Linked DNA regions of Homo sapiens: regions 1 and 3 are each linked to region 2. Evidence: chromatin loops called from intact Hi-C (ENCODE). Cell type or tissue: natural killer cell. All regions are shown on one strand. Each heading gives the region's core, and the rest is flanking DNA. Links, peaks and the distances in the headings are about the cores only.

Evidence for each region. Hi-C counts contacts between places; a loop is a spot of excess contacts. Peaks named below come from ENCODE experiments on the same cell type or tissue, not always from the same donor. Only the 100,000 strongest peaks of a DNase experiment are listed, where the experiment ranks them.
Region 1: a loop joins it to region 2, with 3.0 times the contacts of the local background. A loop is called at or near these places in 4 of 110 quality-filtered maps.
Region 3: a loop joins it to region 2, with 3 times the contacts of the local background. A loop is called at or near these places in 4 of 110 quality-filtered maps.

The regions. Positions count from the first base shown.
Region 1 is chr9:131,665,291-131,672,594 of GRCh38, forward strand. The region is part of intron 1 of RAPGEF1 (Rap guanine nucleotide exchange factor 1); the gene reads right to left. Among named protein-coding and RNA genes, the nearest start is that of RAPGEF1, 71 kb to the right of the region's middle. RefSeq lists enhancers at 3,086-3,135, 3,556-3,615, 3,756-3,865, 3,896-3,965, 4,620-4,699 and 2 more. In natural killer cell, for the core only: no CTCF peak of the experiment used is centred there; DNase peaks (open chromatin) are centred at 1,671, 2,511, 3,301, 3,431 and 2 weaker places; H3K27ac peaks cover 4,000 bases.
Region 2 is chr9:131,404,733-131,412,036 of GRCh38, forward strand. All of the region lies in intron 1 of PRRC2B (proline rich coiled-coil 2B), which reads left to right. Among named protein-coding and RNA genes, the nearest start is that of PRRC2B, 14 kb to the left of the region's middle. RefSeq lists a silencer at 3,010-3,129 and an enhancer at 4,133-4,633. In natural killer cell, for the core only: CTCF peaks have their summits at 3,340 and 3,556; DNase peaks (open chromatin) are centred at 1,579, 2,619, 3,319, 5,419 and 1 weaker place; H3K4me3 peaks cover 1,076 bases; H3K27ac peaks cover 3,456 bases.
Region 3 is chr9:131,725,428-131,732,731 of GRCh38, forward strand. The region is part of intron 1 of RAPGEF1 (Rap guanine nucleotide exchange factor 1); the gene reads right to left. It also overlaps the pseudogene RN7SL328P. Among named protein-coding and RNA genes, the nearest start is that of RAPGEF1, 11 kb to the right of the region's middle. RefSeq lists enhancers at 3,521-3,630, 3,901-4,280, 4,331-4,480. In natural killer cell, for the core only: no CTCF peak of the experiment used is centred there; DNase peaks (open chromatin) are centred at 2,934, 3,294, 3,864, 4,154 and 2 weaker places; H3K4me3 peaks cover 412 bases; H3K27ac peaks cover 3,891 bases.

The DNA of each region.
Region 1 (7,304 bases), core at 1,184-5,183, 260 kb after region 2:
TTCCAGCAGCTCAGGTTAAAATCCTTGATTCTTCTCTTTTGCTTGAGTCCATCTGGCAATCCTTCGGCAAATCCTGTGAGTTCTACCTTAATGGTACATTCAGAATCCACCACTTCTCACCACCTGCACCACGGTCAGCCTGCCCAGTGCCATCTTTATTCCTCAAATGGACGACCGCGATGGCTTTCTAACTGTCCCCTGCTCCTTGCCCTCCCCATTCTCAACTCTGCAATCAGAGTAGTCCTTATAAGAGCTAAGTCTCGCTATGTCACCCTTCTGTTTGAAAACCTCTGATGGCATCTATTCTCCCTCAGAGAGGCCCTGTGTGATTTGCACCCAACCATGTGCCGCCCCAACCAACCCCCTCCCCACCTCTGAGAGTAAGCCCTCCATGGTAAGCCTGTTCTCCGATGTCCCCCAGATGGGGAGGCCTGACAAGTGCAAAGCCACTATGAGTGGTTGGGTAATGTTGGTCTAATCCTGGGACTCAATACTGGGAAGCTCACTGGGCTCTTAGAACAAGCTGCATCCTTCAAGCAAGGCTTTAGAAATCAAGGTGATATTTGGGTCCCCATCTATCTACCTTACTGTCTTCTTTTCCAACTTTCAGAATTCAGGGGACAGAGAAGGGTTCTACTTACTAGTCCTTTGAGACCCCAATGAGAGAATCAAATCTCATTCATTTTGGAATCTGGCACTTAGCCCAATAACTGACACATCATAAAATAAATAAGTGCTTGTTAGCAAACACGCAGATAAAAGAATCAATGAATTAACCCTGTAACAACCAACAGCTATGACATTCAGTCTACACCAGATGGTAATATCAGAGATGTAGATAAGATGGTTTATATGGATTTTTAATATAATTCTCTAAGTAGTTCTAGCACACGAGTCAGAGACAACTCATTCAGGAACTTTCTTTGGTGGGACGCTTCAGCCTGGGTTACTAGAACATCTGTTGTTCAAGCTACCTCCAGGGAATAGACAAGAAAGATTATACTGTTCACCCTCCTCCTCTAGGTTCTAACGGACTCTCTGGACCAGTACTATCCAATAGAAACATAGTGTGAACCACATATGTAATTAAAACAAAATTTTTTTTTTTTTGAGACAGAGTCTCACTTACTCTGTCCCCCAGACTGGAGTGCAGTGGCAAGATCTCAGCTCACTGCAACCTCCACTTCTTGGGTTCAAGTGATTCTTCTGCCTTAGCCTCCTGAGTAGCGGGGACTACAGGTGCCTGCTACCACGCCTGGCTAATTTTTGAATTTTTAGTAGAGACGGTTTCACCATGTTGGCCAGGCTGGTCTCGAACTCCTGACCTCAAGTTATCTGCCCACCTCAGCCTCCCTAAGTGCTGAGATTACAGGCAAGAGTCCCTGTGCCCAGTCTTAAAAATATTTTTTAATTGACCCAATTTATCTAAAGTATTATTACAACATGTAATATAAAAACGATTAATGAGCTATTTACCTTCTTTTTCTTTCATATTAATCTGCTGTGGATTTTATACTTCAGCACATCTCAGATGGCACTGGCCACATTTCCAGTGCTGCTGGACTAGACGCACAGCCTGGGCCCTCACCTCCTGTGATGGGACGGCTGGGACATGAAGCAAAGAGCCTTGGCCTGGTTGGATCTGCCTGCTTCAGGGTGGAGTGCTGAGGTCTTGAAGGTGGCACTTCCTGCTCGCCTTCAAAGCATTCTTTTTTTTGGAGACAGAGTCTCACTCTGTCACCCAGGCGGAGTGCAGTGGCACGAACTCGGCTCACTGCCATCTCCATCTCACGGGTTCAAGTGATTCTCCTGCCTTGGCCTCCCTAGTAGCTGGGATTACAGGTGCCTGCCACCACGCCTGGCTAAGTTTTGTATTTTTAGTAGAGATGGGGTTTCACCATGTTGGTCAGGCTGGTATCAAACTCCTGACCTCCAGTGATCTGCCTGCCTCGGCCTCCCCAAAGTGCTGGGATTACAGGTGTGAGCCACTGCGCCCAGCCAAGGCATTCTTATTACCACTCAACAGATGAGGAGACCGAGTCACAGGCGGCTTCCTGCTCGCCTTAGGCAGGGCTCAGGGCAGCACTGGAGTCCCAGACTATGGAGCCCTCCCACACCCTCTTCCTACACGGAGGTACTGCCCATTTCCTCCTCCACAGTACCTGGTACAGGGACAGAGGTGGCTGGGTGATGGCCTCAAGAAATGTCACTGTGCAAGGTCTGGTGATGGAATGCATGGAAAAAGAGGCAGTCTTCTATTGTTTCAAGAGAAGAAATCTCTACCATCACAGCTTCCCAACATTCCAGACTGATTTTCTCTGAAGGTAGGGACCACAGTCATTCAAAGGGGAACTGCCACCATGTCCTATGGCTATGACATGGGGCAAACAGAAGTGGCACTCATCTCTACACGTGGCCTAGGGCAGCCTATCCACGTATTCCCGTCCCACCCACGTCTCAGATGGAAGGGAAAGGCCGTCATCTTGTGTGATGCTGAGTCAGCTGGCCTCCCTGGGGCTTGCTTTTCTCTGCTGTAAAATGGGAGTAGTGATCTTTACCTCACTGGGCCGTTGGGAGGATGTCATACAGTACTGCACATACAGTGAGTCACTAAGCCCAGTCCTGGCACTTAGTTAACATTCATAAATGTCATCTGTGGCCACCAGACCGTTCAAAAATATACTCCTTTTTGGGATAAATGCCACCATCTTCAGTGGACAGCTGTTATTTCTTAACACAACTGGCTTTAAAAATAGAGAAAAATTCTAATAACTTAAGCATCTCCTAGGATTTAAACAGAACCCACAGCCCTCGTCAGGTAAACTTTTCCGCGTGAACAAAGCATGGAGATGATGTCCAGGGAGCCCCTCCCTTACCTGCCAGAGACGTGAAGAGAATTCCCAGACTCGCTCCTCTTATAAACCACAGATGCTGCTTGAGGGGATGGAAGGGACGCCTCTGAGACTCAGAGCGGCTTCCCTCCCGGAGCCCAATCAAGTGGTTAAATCAGCAGCGGCTGTTTTTAAACTTCCTCTCAGAAATTTTTAAATTAGATATTAAAATTTAGATTTTTAAAAAACTTACAATTTAAGAAATCCCCTTAGAAGCCAGGAGTGGGGCTTCTAATATGTGGGGAGCTCTTGGCATATGCCTGGTCCTCATGCTAACATCAGAGGGGAGGTATTCTTATTACCACTAAACAGATGACGAGACCGAGTCACACGGTAGTCATGGACCTTGGCCAAGGTCACAGGGTTAAGTTTAAACCTCCCCTCCCCTCCCATTTTCACAGACAAGGTGACTGCAGCCCTAGCCGGTGTCCTGAACCACTCAAGGCGGCCTGTCCCCACGGTGGCCTACTCCCAGGGAAGCGTTTCTTTTCCATTACTGTTAGGCATTGATCTAGAGATGAAAACCACAGACTTCATAGGCTTCCTGAGATGTGAATTAGTCATTTCTCAGCTTTATTTTCAGAGGCAAAATGAAAAAAAGAGTGATGGTAAAATAACAGTTTATTCTGAGTAAACCACAGAGCAGAGGCCAGGGTACATCTCATCATCTGGAGGCAGAGCCCTCCCCCGGCCTTTGTCTTTTAGGTGGAGTTGTTTGGGGCAGCCTCCGTGGCTCAGAGGAACCTGCCTGTTAGGATGGCTGCCAGCCTAGGAGGGGCAGGTGGAGGCAGCATGCCATCTCAGCACTCCAACAGTGCTCTGCCGGGGCCGCAGCCTCCTGCTCTCCAGTGCAGTGCCACCAGCAAAGCAGCCAGTCTGGGGGCAGGAAGGCCTGTCTAGCTGGGGCTGGGTCGTGGTGATGGAGCCCCATGGGCCTGCAGGCAGGAGGTGGCAGCAGACGGCCCCCACCTCTGCTGCGCTAGCCCTGCTCAGAGACTCTGAGAACTCACAGTTTGACAGGCCACCCTCTGGGCCTCCAGAGGAAAAACAGCATTTTCATTCGTCAGTAAGCATACATTCATGTATTTATCTCCCAGACAACAGGGGAAGGAGCTGGCAGCCACAATCCCTAGCAGCTTGGGACACTGCAGAAGGAGCTCATGGGCAGAGAAAGAAGACAGTGAAGGGACAGGAGTCACCTCAAAAGTCCTTCCCTGTCACCTTAGGGAAGCAGGCTGCACTGCACAGTGCAGGTCAGACACTGCGTGGCATCCTCACTCATCCACCCCTTCACTCCATAAACATTTACACGCAAAGCACTTGCAAGGTGCTGGGGTCAGGAGGAGGCCCAGTTTACCACCCAGGCCCCCCTGCCCCTGAACGAGGGCAGTTCAGGCTCCTTCCTCCGAACTGGAGGAGAAAGCGTCAACTCGCCTCCCTCAGCCCTTTCTCCTCCTCATGTTCTGACATGACACCCAAGCATGCAGAGGGCTGGGATAGAAGAGCCCACCCTGGTGCTACTGATACCAGCTGACTCTTACTTCAGAGTTACTGGCCTAACCCCCACGGGAGGCTCCTGAGGGCCCTTGAGGTTCTGGGAAAATCAGAAGTCCTCCTGGTTTAAGCACAGACAGAATTTCATTGGGTTAGAGCCTAAAATTCAATCCACTTCATTTCCAGTCAAATGTATTGGCCCCCACTATGTACAGGGAGTTGTATCAGGTGCTGAGTAACACAAGGCCCTGCCCACGTGGAGCTGGCAGCGATGACAATGGCTACACAGCAATGACTAGGACCACTTCTTGTGCAGTGAGCACCCAGCACCACCGCAGGCACTCAACAGGCCTCATCTCACTGAAGCCTCGAAGTGACCCTCCAATACAGGTACCACTGTCTTCATGCCACAGACAGGGAGAGTGAGGCCGAGGAGTAAGTGACAGACCCTGGATTTGAATCAGTTCTGCTTCACACACCAGCCACACGGTCTCCTAATTTAGTAGAGAGAGGAGTAAGTACCCTAAGGATTGTTCAAACAAAGCAGAATTCAAGTTCAGAGGAAGGAGGGCTCACGTCTGCTCTTGGCCCTAGAGGACTTTTCTTATTTCCTCTGGGTCAGTGTTCCACTTAAGTCAGCACCCACTCAGCGTGGGACACTGGGCTTGGCTAGGATCACCACCATCCTGTCCCCACCCTCGCTTCTGACGCAGATGCCACAATCTTGGTGTAGGCTCCTCTTCCCCCTTTTGAAGCCAAAGACTAGCAAATAAGCTGTTTATTAAGTGTGTTCACAACCTTGATCACCAGGGGAGTAAGTCACTGTAAGAGGAGAAGAAAAGACTTCCAGGCCAGGACTGCTTGTAAAAGTGAATTACACCCTTCTGGAAAAGCCCAGGACCAAGATGGCTGGTTCATAGCAGACGCACATCAAAGACCTCCCGGCTGTGCTAGCACCTGGGCTAAAAATACTCTCAGCGCAAAACCTCGGGACAGTCTCCCGGCCTCAAGGAAGAGGCCAAAGTTATACACTGGCTCTCTCGACTTGGGAGGTGGGATTATGGGTGCAACCAAGACACTATTTTTAAACAACCCCAAAAATAATGGGTTGGGGAAGAACATATATTTCAGTGATGCCTGGAATTGCCAACATTTGGCAAGAAAGCGGAGAAGGGGATCTTCCTAAGTCAGAAAGTCCTCCCTTTCTCACTGCCTTTATGCCTTAGCAGTCTGTGATCAGTTACAAAACTCGCCATACTGATTAAAGAGGCTCCTCAACCAAGTGTTTTGAAAAGACAGCCATCCCCCTTCCCTGGATCTTGAACTCAGCCAAATAGCATTCCTCTAACTCCCTCCAAATTACCTCTCTCATTTAACACTCTCTAAACCCCACACTGTCCGGGGAATGCCCCTAGGAAAAACCAGGGGCAACCCAACTTCAAAAACTCAGTTGCTTTACTCTAGAATCCTCAGAGCAGGAAATAGTGATCGTTTTTCAAGAGGGAATCTCATTTTTCATTGCTCTCCCTCAGCAGCTGTATCCTCTAAGTCTCCTGGAATTGAAGTTCTATTTTAAAGGCCCAAATCCTCCACAGGAGGCAGCCTCCTGCCGTCTGTCTGAAGGCCTACATCTCAGCCCGCCAGGGAGGAGGCACGGGCCACACGGTGGAGAGGCAAAGCAGAGATCGGTCTTTTCCAAGTCAGTTGTTGGAATCAGAACACACCTTCCCCTTGAAACAAAGTTAAAAACCAAGTCCCAGTTCTGGGCCCGCCCACAAAACTGGGGTTGCAATGTGGCTGAGCGCCTCCAACCAGCCCAACAACGTGGGGCCTTTGCTGCCACAGAGGTTCTGGGGGCACTGGAATGCAGGCTCTGCACTCAGGTGGTCTATAAGCTGACAAGAAAGTCAAGCCTCCAACCCAGGGCTATGGCACACTGTGAGGTGAGTCAAATGCTGAGGACATGTGGGGGTCACTTTGTGAGAGATGCAGGAAAAGTTCATGAATGGAGGCCCTGGAACCGAGACTGGCAGACGGTGCAGGATCTGGCTGTGGAAAGTGCAGGGCAGTTGAGCTGGGGGAGAACAGGTGCCCTGGAGAGTTGTGGGAACTGGTCCTGGCCACTTGAGGGGTGGATTTGTGGATTACTCCCAATGTTGATGTTTACGATGCACAACCAACCCATTTAGCACTTCCCAAAATCAATGTCATAGATGAAAACATGAAACAGAAAATCTCAGAGGCCATGCATGTATTAAGGCTAATATCGTTTCACGAAACTTAATCACAACCAACTTGAAACATGTGAAGACCCTTCTCCCTGGAGTGTGGAGTGGAGAAACCCCCTCACTGGGCCAATAGGTGCTGCTGTAGGTTAGGGGTCATGTATGGTGGTGAAGACCGCAAACCTAGCCCATAGCCAAAAGTTGCCAAGACACTGGTTAGCTTCCCCTCCTGAGCCTGGAACTAAGGACCAAGCACAGGTGCAAAGGCACAGGTGGGCATTTCAGAGAGGGAGAAGTAGCTAAGGCAGAGGCTAATAAGCTTTTTGACCCCGGTAAGAAACGTATTTTATATTACAACCAAGTACACAAAATATGTCAAAAATCTAAAGATTTAAATTCTATTTTACTTTTTCACTACTTGCTATTTCACTGAATCAATTTTAGGACAACATTGTGTCTTCATCCTTCGTTCAGCTGAAAAGGGACTGGGCATCAGATGACGGCATCAGTGTCACATGGGAGGGGGTCTGGATGCCAGCTCTTTAGCCCTGGTGCAAACCTAAGAATCTGATGAACTGGGGTCTCTGGGGAAGGGACCCAGGACACTGGGCTTCAACAGGTGGCCCTGCAGTGCTGGAGTGTGAGAAGCACTGTTTCAGAAGACAAAGGTCTGAGGGAACCGGTTGAGCTATTA
Region 2 (7,304 bases), core at 1,569-5,568:
GCAGACGGATTATGTTATCTATTTTAGCAACTGCAGAGAATATTTTGTGGGTATACTTGATTTAACCTCTGTCTCCTACTGGTGGACATTTGGGCTATTTGTAGTTTTGGAATATTACACAATTTTGGTCAAACTGTACCAGATTTGTTTTCAAAAACATACAATTTGTATGTAAGCATGTAAGTGTGAGAATGTGGTTCTGCAGTGTGGACTCTTCAACTGAATAGCTTTTTGGTAAGAATTCTGCCAGATTTCTCTTCAGAAAACTTTGTATCAGCTTATATGTGTGAGCGTATGTTTCTGGACTATGGGCTTTTCTAAATGAACAGGCTTTTTGGATTGTTTTGGGTGTGCACATTTTCCAATCAAAAGCTACTGTTTGCGGCTTTCTGTGGTGAGCGTAGGGTCTGATGTTTTGGTGAGCTTGGGCAGACAGCGATCAGACACAGCAGCTCCGTTCACAGTGCAGAAGCGGCCACTGGAGGAGTTGCTCTGGGTGTCTTGTTAGGTGAAGGCCACTGTGGGAGCTGGAAGGAGGCGATAGACACAGCCAGGTCTAAGGTTGATTTTCTGTATCAAGTAAAATGATTGTCCTTGCTGCCTGTTTTCTTCCAACTGTTATACACTGGAGCCTGGTGCATAAAATTCAGAGACGGCCTCCATTTTAAGTTTTCTCATAGCCCCGTCTTTCACAGTCCTTGGTGGTTTTGTTGCTGTTAATATTCATTGCTGTTGGCGCTTTTGCAGCTCCTGATAGTGGCTGTTGTGCATATCTCACTTCTCGACTCAACCTCTTGGCGTCACTTGCCACCCCTCCTGCCCCCCACTTTGGTTTAGTTCTTCCAGGAGATCACACCATTGGTTGAAGTGACTGCAGAAATGAAGCACTGGAATGCCTGGGTGGTGGTGTTTCATCAGGCTAGGCTGGCGGGGATTTGTGCTCTGGCAAGAGGAGGTGCGGTTTGGAATTACACTGCTCTGGCTCCTGGGGGGGTTATTGTTAGCTGGAATTCAGAGAGAGCTCGCTGGGAGAGTTGGGAATGCCATGCCCCCTCTTCCTGGTGGAGAGTAGCTCTCCCTTGCAGGCACAGTGCAGCACCCCACACTGGAAGCCCTGCTTTGGGGTCAGCTGCCTTCAAGTCCAGGTTCTACCACTTAGAAGCTGGGTGACCTGGGGCCAGCTTTTAAATCTTTTTGAATCTCCATTCTCTTCCTCTGCAAAATGTGATAGTAACACCTTCATAGGACCTGGGAAAGGATTCAGAGGGTCATGTGCTGCAGAGTTGATAGGGCACCTGGCACAAGACAGCAGGCTCTCCATAGACCGCAGCTATTAATGGTTCCTGGATTCAGCCCTCCCCGGGGGCCCGGGGGTTTGGAGCAGGCAGGCTTTTGTACACTTGGGGCTTGTTTGTTACCTAGGTGTTGGGGTTTCTAATTATGTGCTCAGCACTGTGCTACATGCTAAAGATTTGGACCCGTAGCGCATTGCCCTCACCTCCTGGAGCTCAGTCACCTTAACTAGCAAGGGCCTCCCATGGGCAGGTGCATCAGGGCTCTTCTGTACATCTCTCCACAATGAACACCACTGCGGATGTCTGTTCCCACGAGCAAGGGCGTTTGATAGCTGGCAGCTGCCCTGTGTCTAGTCTGTTGTGTTGTGTTCTTGGGGAGTTTCAGGTAAATGTCTTGGAAGGAATGAAGGTAGGCATGTTAAGGCAGTTTGTGGGTTCTGGCTGCAAGGGAGACTGCAGCTGGGCCAGCAACAGCCCTGACTTGACCTCAGGCCGACAGGAGTGTTCCTTTCAGCCACTTAGACCTACCTGCTATGAGGTCTTGAACAAATCATGTCTTTTGCTCCTTTAAGTCTCAGTTTTCTTATCTGCCCCAAATGGATACGGAACCTGTCTCACAGCATTGCTGCAAAGATTGGCGTAATTTCTGGGATGCAGTGTTAGTGCAGTGTAGGAAACCTAGTCAACTTGGAACAGTATATGGTGTTGATACTATGTTGCTCAGTTCACCGAGATCTTAAAAACAATGTAACAGTTACAATACAGGCGTGTCACAGTTACAATACAGCCTTGCTACAAACATCAAGCTCCAGAAGTGTATAGAGTAGAAAGTGAAAGTCATTCCTTCTTCCCTGCTGTTTCTTTATAATATCAAGAGAGGACTGCTGTCTTAACCAGTTGTTTTTAACTAAGGGGACTGTTTTAACTGTGCATATGAATTCTAAACCTGAAGTGACCACTGGAAGGTGGGAGGTGTGACTGTTTATAGGTAGACCTTAATATAAGCAAAGACATCTCATATGGCTCCTTAGTGTGGTCTCTTCAGCTTTTTGAGGGGAGAAAAGGCCATTGTAATTCTTTGCACACCCTGGATGAATCATAATGTTGTATTGGTAAAGTTCAGCAGTGGCATAGACTGGGTTTAATTAACAAGTGCTGCTTCCAAAGATCCCACAGCTTTACAATTTGCTGTTGACATGGTTGGAGGGTGGGGGAAGGGGAAAGGTGGGCATGCCCTTAGGGTAATGGGGCAGTGCAATACGGTTTTTTAGACGCTTCGGGGAGATGGTGGGTGGGGGAGGAGAGTTGTGAGTATAGAGTTTTGGGTGAGGTGAGGAGTCTGTGGGTAAGGTGTTTATAACGTGTGTAGTGTATTTGGAGTGAGGGTGCATGCTCCCTTTTCCCACCGTTCTGAAGTCACAGCTTGGCGTACCTGGGAATGCCCTTGGCGTAGTAATCCCTGGCCCTTATTTTGGATCTGTCCTTTATTCCTTTGTTACTTTAGAACTGGCTTCGCCGGCGATTGTCCTGGGTTTCCTCTAGTGTCTGAGGCTTGGAGGAGAAGTCATGCACGGCTTCTGGGGTCCAGTCCTTTGGCCTTTGCTGGAGATTATTTATACCAACCCAGCCCTTTTAGCTCCCACTTCAGTATTTTTGGATTTATTTATTTTCATCAAAGAGAAAGTTCCTTTGTCTCGGCTGAGTTGATGAACGTCTCTATAGCAGCAAACACCCGAGGGCGTGTGGCCCAGTTCTGAGAAGCTGTGGTAGAGTGAGGAGGGCACTGTGTGACCCTGGTTCTCACTTCACCTCTGAGCCTCTGTTCCCTTATCTGCAAATAGGGGGTGATAGTAAGGACAGCCACCTTAGTGGCGGTTAGGAGGATGCTCTCTGCAGCTGTAATGTTTATTCGGGCAGCCCGATGGAGTATTTCCTCACCGGGGTAACGGGAGGCATTGCATCCAGGTTGGAGTGGTTGCTGAGGAGTCCTTCGGTGCTTCTGGTGATAGTCATTGTTGGCCCTAATCCGCCTCCTGCAGCTGAACTGTGGGAGTGCCACAGCTAGAGGGGGTGGGAAGAAGAGGATGGGGTTGTTGTAAGTAGGCTGTGTTCTCTGCCTGTCTGGGCATTTGCTGCCGAAGGGCGTCTGACTCCCATGTAATTTACCTAATGAGAGGTCTCGGGCCTTGCTGGTTACTCTGTGCGGGGTTACAGGTCTCAACTCTTTTCTTTCTATGGACACAAACGAAAAATGTGCTTTGCAGAGATGCCAGGTTGTAAAGAAATATTGGCCCCAGCATGTAAAGATACATGTACTGGAGTGTTGGTTGTGGCATTATTTGTGGTGGGACATGTTCAGTTGGACATTTCCGTAGGGAAATGGGTAAATAAAATACGATGCCACTGTATAGTGGAATGCTGTGTAGGCATTAAAAAGAATGAGGTAGATCACTATGTGTATTTTTATCTTTTAATTTTTAAGTCTGAACTAAACAGAACTTATGTATATTTTTAGAAAGATGACCATGTATAGAAAGAGAAGAACCCAGGTTGAATAATACAGTAGCTTCCTGCATTTGTAGAGAAGACCATGACTGCTAATATGAATGTGTATAAGCCTGGAGGCTGTCCACCAGTTTGTTAACACTGTTTACCTTTTGAGTTGGATTGTTTTCTTGTGCACACATTAGTATCTTTTTTTTTTTTTTGAGACAGAGTTTTACTCTTGTTGCCCGGGCTGGAGTGCAAATGATATGATCTCGGCTCACTGCAGCCTCCGCCTCCTGGGTTGAAGTGATTCTCCTGCCTCAGCCTTCCGAGTAGCTGGGATTACAGGCATGTGCCACCACACCCAGCTAATTTTGTGTTTTCAGTAGAGACGAGGTTTCTCCATGTTGGTCAGGCTGGTCTCAAACTCCCAACCTCAGGTGATCCACCCCCCTCGGCCTCCCAAAGTGCTGGGATTACAGGCATGAGTCACTGCGCTCAGCCACTTTTTTTTTTTTTTTTCCTGAGATGGAGTTTTGCTCTTGTCGCCCAGGCTGGAGTGCAATGGCGCGATCTTGTCTCACTGCAACCTCCACCTCCTGAGTTCAAGCGATTCTCTTGCCTCAGCCTCCCAAGTAACTGAGATTACAGGCATGTGCCACGACGCCCGGCTAATTTTGTATTTTTAATAGAGATGGGGTTTCTCCATGTTGGTCAGGCTGGTCTCGAACTCCCGACCTCAGGTGATCTGCCCGTCTTGGCCTCCCAAAATGCTGGGATTACAGACGTGAGCCACCGCACCTTACAGGTGCCTGCCACCACGCCTGGCTAATTTTTGTATTTTTAGTAGAGACGGGATTTCACCATGTTGGTTGGCCAGGCTGGTCTCGAACGCCTGACCCCAGGTGATCTGCCCATCTCGGCCTCCCAAAGTGCTGGGATTATAGGTGTGAGCCACTGCTCCCTGGCCACATTAGTATCTTTTGAATTTGTCTTACTGAATGTGTATTAGTAACATGTATTGGTTACAAAGATAATAACAAAGGTAACTCGCATGCATTTCAGTACAGTGGAGCCTGTGGGGGCCGGGCTGGGCTGGGGCAGCTGCTGTGTTGGTGGCTCTTTTCCTGGTGCCAGATCAAACTTACCGTGAGGTAAGAGCTGCTCCAGGCTTCGTATTCCACGCAGACCCATCCAGTGCACCCTGGCTCCTGGTATTGGGCCCCAGTGGTTACTGTGAATTTAACTAGTTCAATCGTCTGTCTCTGTTGATGTGTCAGTGGCCCTCAGAAACTGCTTTGTTTATCTGGTTAGAAGGAACAATCCAATACAAATGCTGTCTCCGATTTCTCTTCTCTACTAAATCAGATTGTACAATAAAGAACATAGATTTTGGTTGCATTTGCAGAGTACTTCTCATTTGTTAATTCACCATTATTTGGAGGTGGAAAAGGAAGGAGTAACTGAAAGAAGCCCATGTATTTCATGTATTTCTTTTATTTGCCAGGTCCTTGTTAAATTTTGACGCCAGAGAGGGAGGCCTTTGTATAGCACATCTGTCCAACTGTTCATCACTCACCATATGTTGAAATCATCTTCTTCCCCACCCCCCTTGCTAAATTAACCGCATCTTCAAAGCGGGAGGTAGGCAGGAACTTGGAGACCGCATATGGGCTTTCCAGCCAGAGTCCTCTTCAGGCTTCAGCCCAAGCCTGCCTGCCTGTGAGCTAGATGAGGAGAGGGGCTCCAGGCAGACCCTGTGGGTGAGGAGCCCAGAGCTGGTGCAGACTCTGGGGGTGTGGGATGCTGTATTAGAGTAAAGATAACAGTGCCAGCGCCAGTTCACACCCCACCGCAGGCCAGGCCTGCACTTCACATTCACCTCAGGTCCCCAGGGGTGCTGGCAGGGCCAGGGAGTACCGTGGGCAGGTGGGGCCATTCTCTGGGGCCCACCGCATGGGCCTCCCAATCATGGCAGCAGGCGTCGTTCTTCCAGTGCCCAACACTGCCCAAGTAAGTCTGGATGTCACATCACCCCGGGTTCAGGTTCAGATTTTTTAGACTCACTAACTGGATGATAGTGACCTTGAACTAGTTATTTAACCTTGCGGAGCCTTCATGTCTATAAAATGGAAGTACTAATACCCTTCTCTGAGTGGTTTATCTATTTTGTTTCTTCGTTCAAGGAACTAATTTTATTCATTTTTTCTTTTCTTTTTTTCCTTGTGGACCTCACCTGACTGGAGGAGCTCCTATTCTTAAATGCAATTTTATGCAGATGTATTTATTACACTCCCTAGCTCTCTTTAGGCTTTTTCTTCATTGTTTCTGCTTTCCCTTACATTTGCTTGCATTGGTTTTTTTCTGATTTCTTAACTTGGATGCTTAATTTATATTTCATTTTTTTTCGTTAGGAATTTGGTTTTTAGGATATTTCCTCTGAGTACAGATTTATTTTTGCTTTGAAAGTTTTCTTACGGCCAGTAATCCCAGCACTCTGGGAGGCCGAGGAGGGCGGATCACCTAAGATCAAGAGTTGGAGACCAGCCTGGCCAACATGGTGAAACCCCATCTCTACTAAAAATAAAAAGAATTAGCTGGGGGTGGTGGCAGGCACCTGTAATCCCAGCTACTTGGGAGGCTGAGGCAGGAGAATCGCCTGAACCCGGGAGGTGGAGATTGCAGTGAGCCGAGATCACGCCACTGTACTCCAGCCTGGGTGACAGAGCGAGACTGTGTCGGCAGGGGAAGAAAGCTTTGTTATGCAGTGTTCTGTTTTTCATTTGTGCTATTTTCTTTTTTTTGTTTGTTTTTTTGTTTTGTTTTGTTTTTTGTTTTGTTTTTTTTTTTGAGACGGAGTCTTGCTCTGTTGCCCAGGCTGGAGTGCAGTGGCGCAATCTCGGCTCACTGCAAGCTCCACCTCCCGGGTTCACTCCATTCTCCTGCCTCAGCCTCCCGAGTAGCTGGGACTACAGGCGCCTGCCACCACGCCTGGCTAATTTTTTGTATTTTTAGTAGAGACAGGGTTTCACTGTGTTCAGGATGGTCTTGATCTCCTGACCTCGTGATCCGCCCGCCTCGGCCTTCCAAAGTGCTGAGATTACAGGCATGAGCCACTGCGCCTGGCCTCATTTGTACTATTTTCTAGATATTTTGCAGGTGTGGTTTTGAATTCCACTTAGATTCAAAACTTTTTTAGTAGAGAGTGTTAGGTTTTCCAGCTCTTGGGGTTATTATTTCTACTTTCATCATGTCTTGTTTTATTGCACTGTTGTCAGTTTTACTTTACAGAATTTGGGATTTTTCTTTTCTTTTTTCAGACAGAGTCTTGTTCTGTCACCCAGGGTGGAGTGCAGTGGCACAGTCACGGCTTACTGCAACCCCAAACTCCTGGATTCAAGGGAGTCTCCCAAGTAGCTGGGATCCAGGCATGTGCCACCACACCCAGCTAATTAATTTTTTTTTTTTTTTCTGTAGAGATGGCGTCTTGCTGTATTGCCCAGACTGATCTCAAATTCCTCA
Region 3 (7,304 bases), core at 1,680-5,679, 320 kb after region 2:
TGAGTAGCTGGGACTACAGGCGCACACCACCATGCTCAGCTAATTTTCTTTTTCGGGGTCTCACTCTGTCACCCAGGCCAGAGCGCAGCAGCGCTATCAGAGCTCACTGCAGTCTTGACCTTGCGGGCTAAAGCAATCCTCCCACTTCAGCCTTCTGAGTAGCTGGGACTACAGGCACGCACCACTGCACCCAGCTCTGTTTGTAGTTTTGATTTGCACTTCCCTAATGATCAGTGATGTTGAGCACATTTTGATGTGTTTATTAGCCATTTGTATATCTCCTTTGGAGAAATGCCTATTCAAGCCCTTTGCCCATTTAAAAATTGGGTTGTGTTTTTTTTTTTTTTTTGAGACGGAGTCTTGCTCTGTCACCCAGGCTGGAGTGCAGTGGCGTGATCTCGGCTCACTGCAAGCTCCACCTCCCAGGTTCATGCCATTCTCCTGCCTCAGCCTCCCGAGTAGCTGGGACTACAGGCGCGTGCCACCATGCCCAGCTAATTTTTTGTATTTTTTAGTAGAGACGGGGTTTCACCATGTTAGCCAGGATGGTCTCAATCTCCTGACCTCGTGATTCACCCGCCTCAGCCTCCCAAAGTGCTGGGATTACAGGTGTGAGCCACTGCACCCGGCCAAAATTGGGTTGTTTTTTGTTGGTCCTGTGCCATCTTTGTCTATTTCTAGCAAACAGACAGATAGTCAGCCAAGGTCAAATTCTCACGCAGATAAGCAGTTATTATGTCAATGCAATAGAATACTACTCAGCAATAAAAAGGAATGAACCAGTGATAAAAAGGACAACTTGACGAGTCTCAAAGTCAGTACAGAGTAAAAGGCCGATTACACACTTTATGGTTGTACTTACACGGTATTCTGGAAAATGCAAATCTATAGGTATAGATAAAAAACAGATCAATGCTGGCCGGGCACAGTGGCTCACACCTGTAATCTCACCACTTTGGGAGGCTGAGGCGGGCAGATCACTTGAGGCCATGCATTCGAGACCATCCTGGCCAATGTGGTGAAACCCGTCTCTACTAAAAATACAAAAATTAGCCGGACGCGGTGGTGGATGCCTATAATCCCAGCTACTTGGGAGGCTGAAGCAGGAGAATCACCTGAGCCCAGGAGGCAGAGGTTGCAGTGAGCTGAGACGGCACTGCTGCACTCCAGCCTGGGGGACAGAGCGAGACTCTGTCTCAAGAAAAAAAAAAAGAAAGGAAGCAGATCCATGCTGCCAGGGTGGGAGAAGGGTATGACTGCAAAGGGGCGGCAAGAAGGCTTTTTCACTCAGGGTGATGGAATTGGCCTGTATTCTGAATGTGGTAGTGGTTATGCAAATCTACACGTGTTAAAACGCACAAAACTTTATACCCCACTAGCCTGGCAAACATAGGGAAACCTGTCTCTACAAAAAAAATTTTTTTAAATGAAAAGGGTGTGGTGGTACGCACCTGTAGTCCCAGCTACTCAAGAGGCTGAAATTGAAAGACTCCTTGAGCTCAGGAGGTCGAGGCTGCTGTGAGCCACGATGGTACCACTGCACTCTAGCCTGGGTGACAGTGTGACCCCATCACAAATGAAAAACAAAAAATACAACTGTATATCCCCAAAACATCAATTTTACTATACATAATTTTTTTTTAAACCTCACCCATAAGGGGAAGGTTCCCCCTTTTATCCATGCAGGTATTCCACCCAGCAGCTTACAAGCCCCATTTCACAAAATCCTTACCAAATTCTGGGAATGCATAATTACTGTTACTAGGGCTCAGACCTGACTGAACTAAGTCCTGATTGTTTCAGACAACAAAAATTCTATTTGATCTTTCCAAGACCCCGGGTATTTGCGAATTCTCACTTATCATATAGTAGTGGGAATTTACGGCTTGGCAGAAACATGTCCACACATAATGAATCTTTCTCCCTGGGGACAAGGTCCACAGAGTTTCCATCAGACTCCTGGGAGACCTATGATCTTAAAAAGCTCAGGAACCTCTGTTCCAGTTCAAGGCCCTCCAATTATAGAGTGGGGTTCAGAGGCCCAGGAAGGAATCCTGGCTTGCCCCAGAGGACATGGTGTGTCTGTGGCAGTGCTAAGCTGGTTCCCTCTTCATCACCCAAAGATGCCACAGGTCCAGGCATTTCTGGTGATCATGACTCACACGCTCCCCATGACTTTAGCCTACAGAATTTCCTCAGCAGTACGTGCATTTCTCCTGCCAAGCTGAGGCCAGGGAACTCCGCACCCCTGCAGCACAGGCAGTCCCTAGCCCGAGTCCCTGTAATCCAGGTCCCTAGCCCAATTCTTACTTGTCAAATATAAAAGCTTCATTCTACAACCTTGCATATTTAGGGTAATTAATAGAGAAAGCTCCTCATGAACAGAAAAAAAACAAGGACAGATCATGCAGAAAAGCATGCTTTTGATCTATGCCTTTGGTCTTCTGATGAGCTCAGAGAATTAATATTTGCAAGGCACTCTTGACAAGCTGAGGCAGAAGCACAAATTAGTGTGGTTATGCTAATTGAGAGGTTCTGTAGCTCCAGGACCAAATGATTACAGAAAGTGAAAAGGGTTGACTGGGCTTTGGTCTCTCTGCAAATAGCACTGTGCTTCATGCTAGCTGCACTGACAAATTTGCAAGGAGACTACACACATTTACTTTCACATACCCGAAATTCCCAGTGGAGCAGGGGTTAAGGAAGACTCAGAACACCAAAACAGCATTTCTGAATTTATCTTTACTGTGAAAGTTAATCAAGAAAGAAAAATAAAGGGTATGAAATCCCCCTTCTTGCAGTGCTCAATGCAACTTGTAAGTTACTTTGTACACGAGGACCTTGAATGTCTTGTGGTTTTTAACTGTCACAAATGCAACACTCTGTGATCATTTCACCTCCAGAGCTGAACGAAGATGATTTAATTAATCCCCGAAAGTCACCCCGCAAGGAGAAACTGGGGAGGTGTCCCTTGAGACAGGGCAAAAAATATACCTGTTGGTGTATCAGCCCTGCTGTGGCTCTGACATATACCACAGCCTGCAAGCACAGGCCCATTCCTTCCAGACAGACTCAAATTAAAATCAGGGCCTCCTGGTCTGCCTGCATGCACTGGGATATGTGTAGCTGAAATGAATTGCCCTCTACTCTTCCTACGAGTGATCACTTCAAAAGTTTATTACTTAATTGTAAAAACCTACTCCCTGGACTTCAGCTTTCTTAGAGAGAGAAAGAGAAAGAACAAACCAGCCTAAAAGGAAATACCTCAATAGTCAGGGACCTCCCCTTCTCTGTGAGTGCTGAGGTTTGAATTTTAGTTACCAGATTACCATTTTTAAAGAAATGGTCACTTTAGAGTAGAAGGCGACCTGAAGTAAGAACAAAAGCTAAGATTTATCGAGCACTTCTTATGTGTCCAGACTCTGATTAAATGCTTATGTACATCATCTCGTTTAATTCTCCCTCAATACCATAAGGTAGGTACTGTTAGGATTTTCCCCATTTTACAGATAAGGAAAAACTGAGAGTTAGACAAGACAGAGTGACATGCCCAAGATCCCACAACAATGACACAGGAGGGCTGGTATCTAAAGCCACAGCTAGAGGACCTGAAGCACATGCTCTCAGACACTGTTCTGTACTGGCTCACTGCACAGATGGAAAGACAGGGTTGGGGAGGGGCACTGATCCAGTGCATCAGTGCAGGCCCAGGGGCCATGAGGCAGGTCTCCCACCTCTCAGCTCAGGCTCATGCTGCCTCTAACACGGATGAGGGTGTGAGAGCCAAGATCAAAAGTCTCCTGTACACAACGCAGGTGGTGGCTGACTGTCAGTTCCCCAAGGGCACTGACGCCTCAGCCCTCTCAGTACCCTCTCCTCCCCTGGCAGGCTGCTTGACACTCAGTGACAGCCAGTGTTGGGTGGGTGGGTGGGTGGAACTACTTTAACTCGTAAGGGCCACTTCCTACCGTTGTGCCATCTGTGAAAGGTTTCTCCAAAGCAGATTCTCATGCAATATTTTCAGCAAATGTACTTTTTAAGCCACTTCAATAATGGAGAAACCAGGGGCTTCTTCATAAATCTGTAGGCAGATGTGGTGCCACCTTAACAGTCCTACAGAGAGGCTGGAAAGCCCCGGGGGAACCCCAGAGTACATTCCAACCCAAGGCAGTGGTGGTGCCGGCAAGTCAGCCCTAGACCCCAGGAAGGGGAGAGAAGTGAAACTCCAGTTCTCAGCAATACACAACCCACCCCTGGCGAGTCACTTCCCTCTTGCTGCCTCCCTTTCCTCAACTGTCAAATGGGCACAATACCTGCCATTGCTGACTCTTTATAAGAACAGAATTAATTAAATCACACACACACGTCTGAAGGTAAAGCTCCTAGCATCGTTCCCGGCACACAGGAAATAATAAATGTGAGCTGCCATCATCCTCATCTGGGAAAAATCTTGGGCAACTCCATACTTATGATAAGAAACAAATTGGCTGGGCGCAGTGGCTCACGCCTGTAATCCCAGCACTTTGGGAGGCCGAGGCGGGCAGATCACGAGGTCAGGAGATCGAGACCATCCTGGCTAACATGGTGAAACCCCGTTTCTACTAAAAATACAAAAAATTAGCCAGGCGAAGTGGTGGGCACCTGTAGTCCCAGCTACTCAGGAGGCTGAGGCAGGAGAATGGCGTGAACCCGGGAGGTGGAGCTTGCAGTGAGCCGAGACTGCATCACTGCACCCCAGCCTGGGCAACAGAGCGAGACTCCCTCTCAAAAAAAAAAAAAAAAAAAAAAAGAAACAAATTAACAAAGCCCAAAACAACAAAGAAACTAATGTGTACAAAAATGTTTCAAAAGCTATTTTGATGATTAGTTAAGTGCTATCCAACATTTACTGCCATTAAAAATCATCAACAAAACAAGCCTCAATAAGTCCACCCCACATACTGCAGTCTAGACTCCCAAAGAACCAGCCTTAGGCTGGGAGGTGGCTCACACCTGTAATCCCAGCACTTTGGGAGGCTGAGGCGGCGGATCACAAGGTCAGGAGTTCAAGACCAGCCTGGCCAAAGAGACCAGCCTGGTCAACATGGTGAAACCCCATCTCTACTAAAAATACAAAAATTAGCCGGGCGTGGTGGCGGGCGCCTGTCATCCCAGCTACTTGGGAGGCTGAGGCAGAAGAATTGCTTGAACCTGGGAGGGGGAGGTTGCAGTGAGCCGAGATCACCCCATTGCACTCCAGCCTGGGCAACAGCAGAGTGAGACTCCATCTCAAAAAAAAAAAAAAAAAAAAAGAAGAAGAACCAGCATTAGAAAGGGCTCCGGGGTGGGTTTATCCACCCTACCAAATTACAACAAAGGCACCTGAGGCTCAGGAGATTAAGCAATTTGCCCACGGTCACCCAGCCAGAAGCAAGGCTTCCGCAGCCCCCTGTGAGCTCCAGCAGGACAGTCAGGAGGAGAGCTGTCTTCTGAAGGAATCCTCAGGATGATGGGGTGTCCTGTTAGTGCAGCAGCTGCCTCTGTGGCAGAGGGGTCCCTGGAAACATGAAGGCTCATTTTCACCCAAGTCACACAGCCAAGAGAATAATATCAGAATCAATAAAAATATAGATGCATGGGGAATAGTCAGATGGGCTTTAGTCCTAACTTTGCCCCAACTCAGTATATGACTATGTGCAAATGTTAACTCTTTCAGGTCTCAAAGAAAAGCTCTGTGTCTTAGTCTCCTCCTCTGTAGGATGAGAACAGTTAACAGTACCTTTCTCCTATTGTAAGGATTAAATGCAACCACAAGTGTAAAATATACAGAAGCGAGCCTGGTACAGCACGTGGTAAGTGCCTAATGAACATCAGCTACTACTATTATTTGTATTTATTATTGAAAGGAGGGGTTGAGAGTAGCCAATTCCATGACTCATGAACAATCATCCATCTATTTATTCAGAACCATCACTTGAAGGAGGATGGGCGCATGTGATAACCAGCAAATAAATACAACCACTGTTTCCAACCAGGGGTTTTGTTTGTTTGCTCGTTTGGGGTCAGCTAAGTGGCTATTTAACACGGTCACATTCCACTGGATGTCAGCTGTCCTCTCTTCTCATTCCATGTCCTTCCTTCTCTCAGTTACTGTCAGTGTCACACTCCTGCTCCGTTTTTAACAATACAGTGTGTGGCTGGGAATCGCATCTGTCAGGTCCACATCAGTGGCACAAATTTTAAAAGCTATAGAGCAAATGCCTGAAATCCGCCCCTCTGAACCCAGCCCTGGGCAAACCACACAGCATCCTGTGCTCAGTGCTCCATTTCTACGCTTTAAAAGCACTGCAGAATCGCCTGATCACAAAACTTAATATGCAGTAAAGTCACTGTGTGGTTTGGGCAAGCCAGTGAAAAGCAAAGAGAAAGCTGCTGCTAAGGGACTGTGGGGACAGAAGTCTAAGCTGTTACAGGAGTCGTGGTGTTCCGGGAAGCAGCAGTCCAGACTGCAGGGTGGGACTTGGGTTCAGAGAATTGTCACCTGTCTTTCAAACTACAGCCTGGGAGAAGAAAGTGGGAGAAAGGAATTGTGACCAGCAGACAGCAGATTTCTAATAAATTCAGATGAACCTCCCCCCCTGTACCTTAGCTCACAGAGGAGGGGGAAGTAGCAAGAAAATACTGCCCATGCCTCTTGACAAAGAAGGAAGGGGGTGCCAGAGGCACACCAACAGCCTGCACCCCAGCCCTAGACAGCACACGCTGCACAGTCATCCTGGGAAAAGAGAGTAATGCTGCAGGAAGCCAGTCCTAAATCACATTCAAAGGCCAACTGAAAAAAAAAAAAATAACAAGTAGGGACAGGGATTCCTGGGATGGTGCTCATTATGGGTGTCAGGCTGAGTAGAGCTGGCACAGGCCTTGGTTTGTAAACACAGGGCAGAACGAGCATTACCTAAGAGCGCTTTGCTCCTGCACATCCCAAAGAACCAGGCAGTCACTACAAGTGGAAGCTCAAAGAACATGCACTCAAGTGGAAGCTCAAAGAACGTGCACTCAAGTGGAAGCTCAAAGAACGTGCACTGACCAATGGATGCGGCATCAGAACCGAGTGGCGGCTCAGCCTTCACGGTGTCCTGGCGTTCTCCCAGTGGTGTTCTGGGAATTTGATCCTAACCTCATCATTAGTGTTCAGAGGACTACAGGAAAACACAGAACCCCCAACTAACTGCACACCACTGATCAGATATTGGTCCTACTAATGTACCAAGAAACATCCTAATTGGCAATTTGAAACCACAATAAGCTACGTCTAAAGATAATTT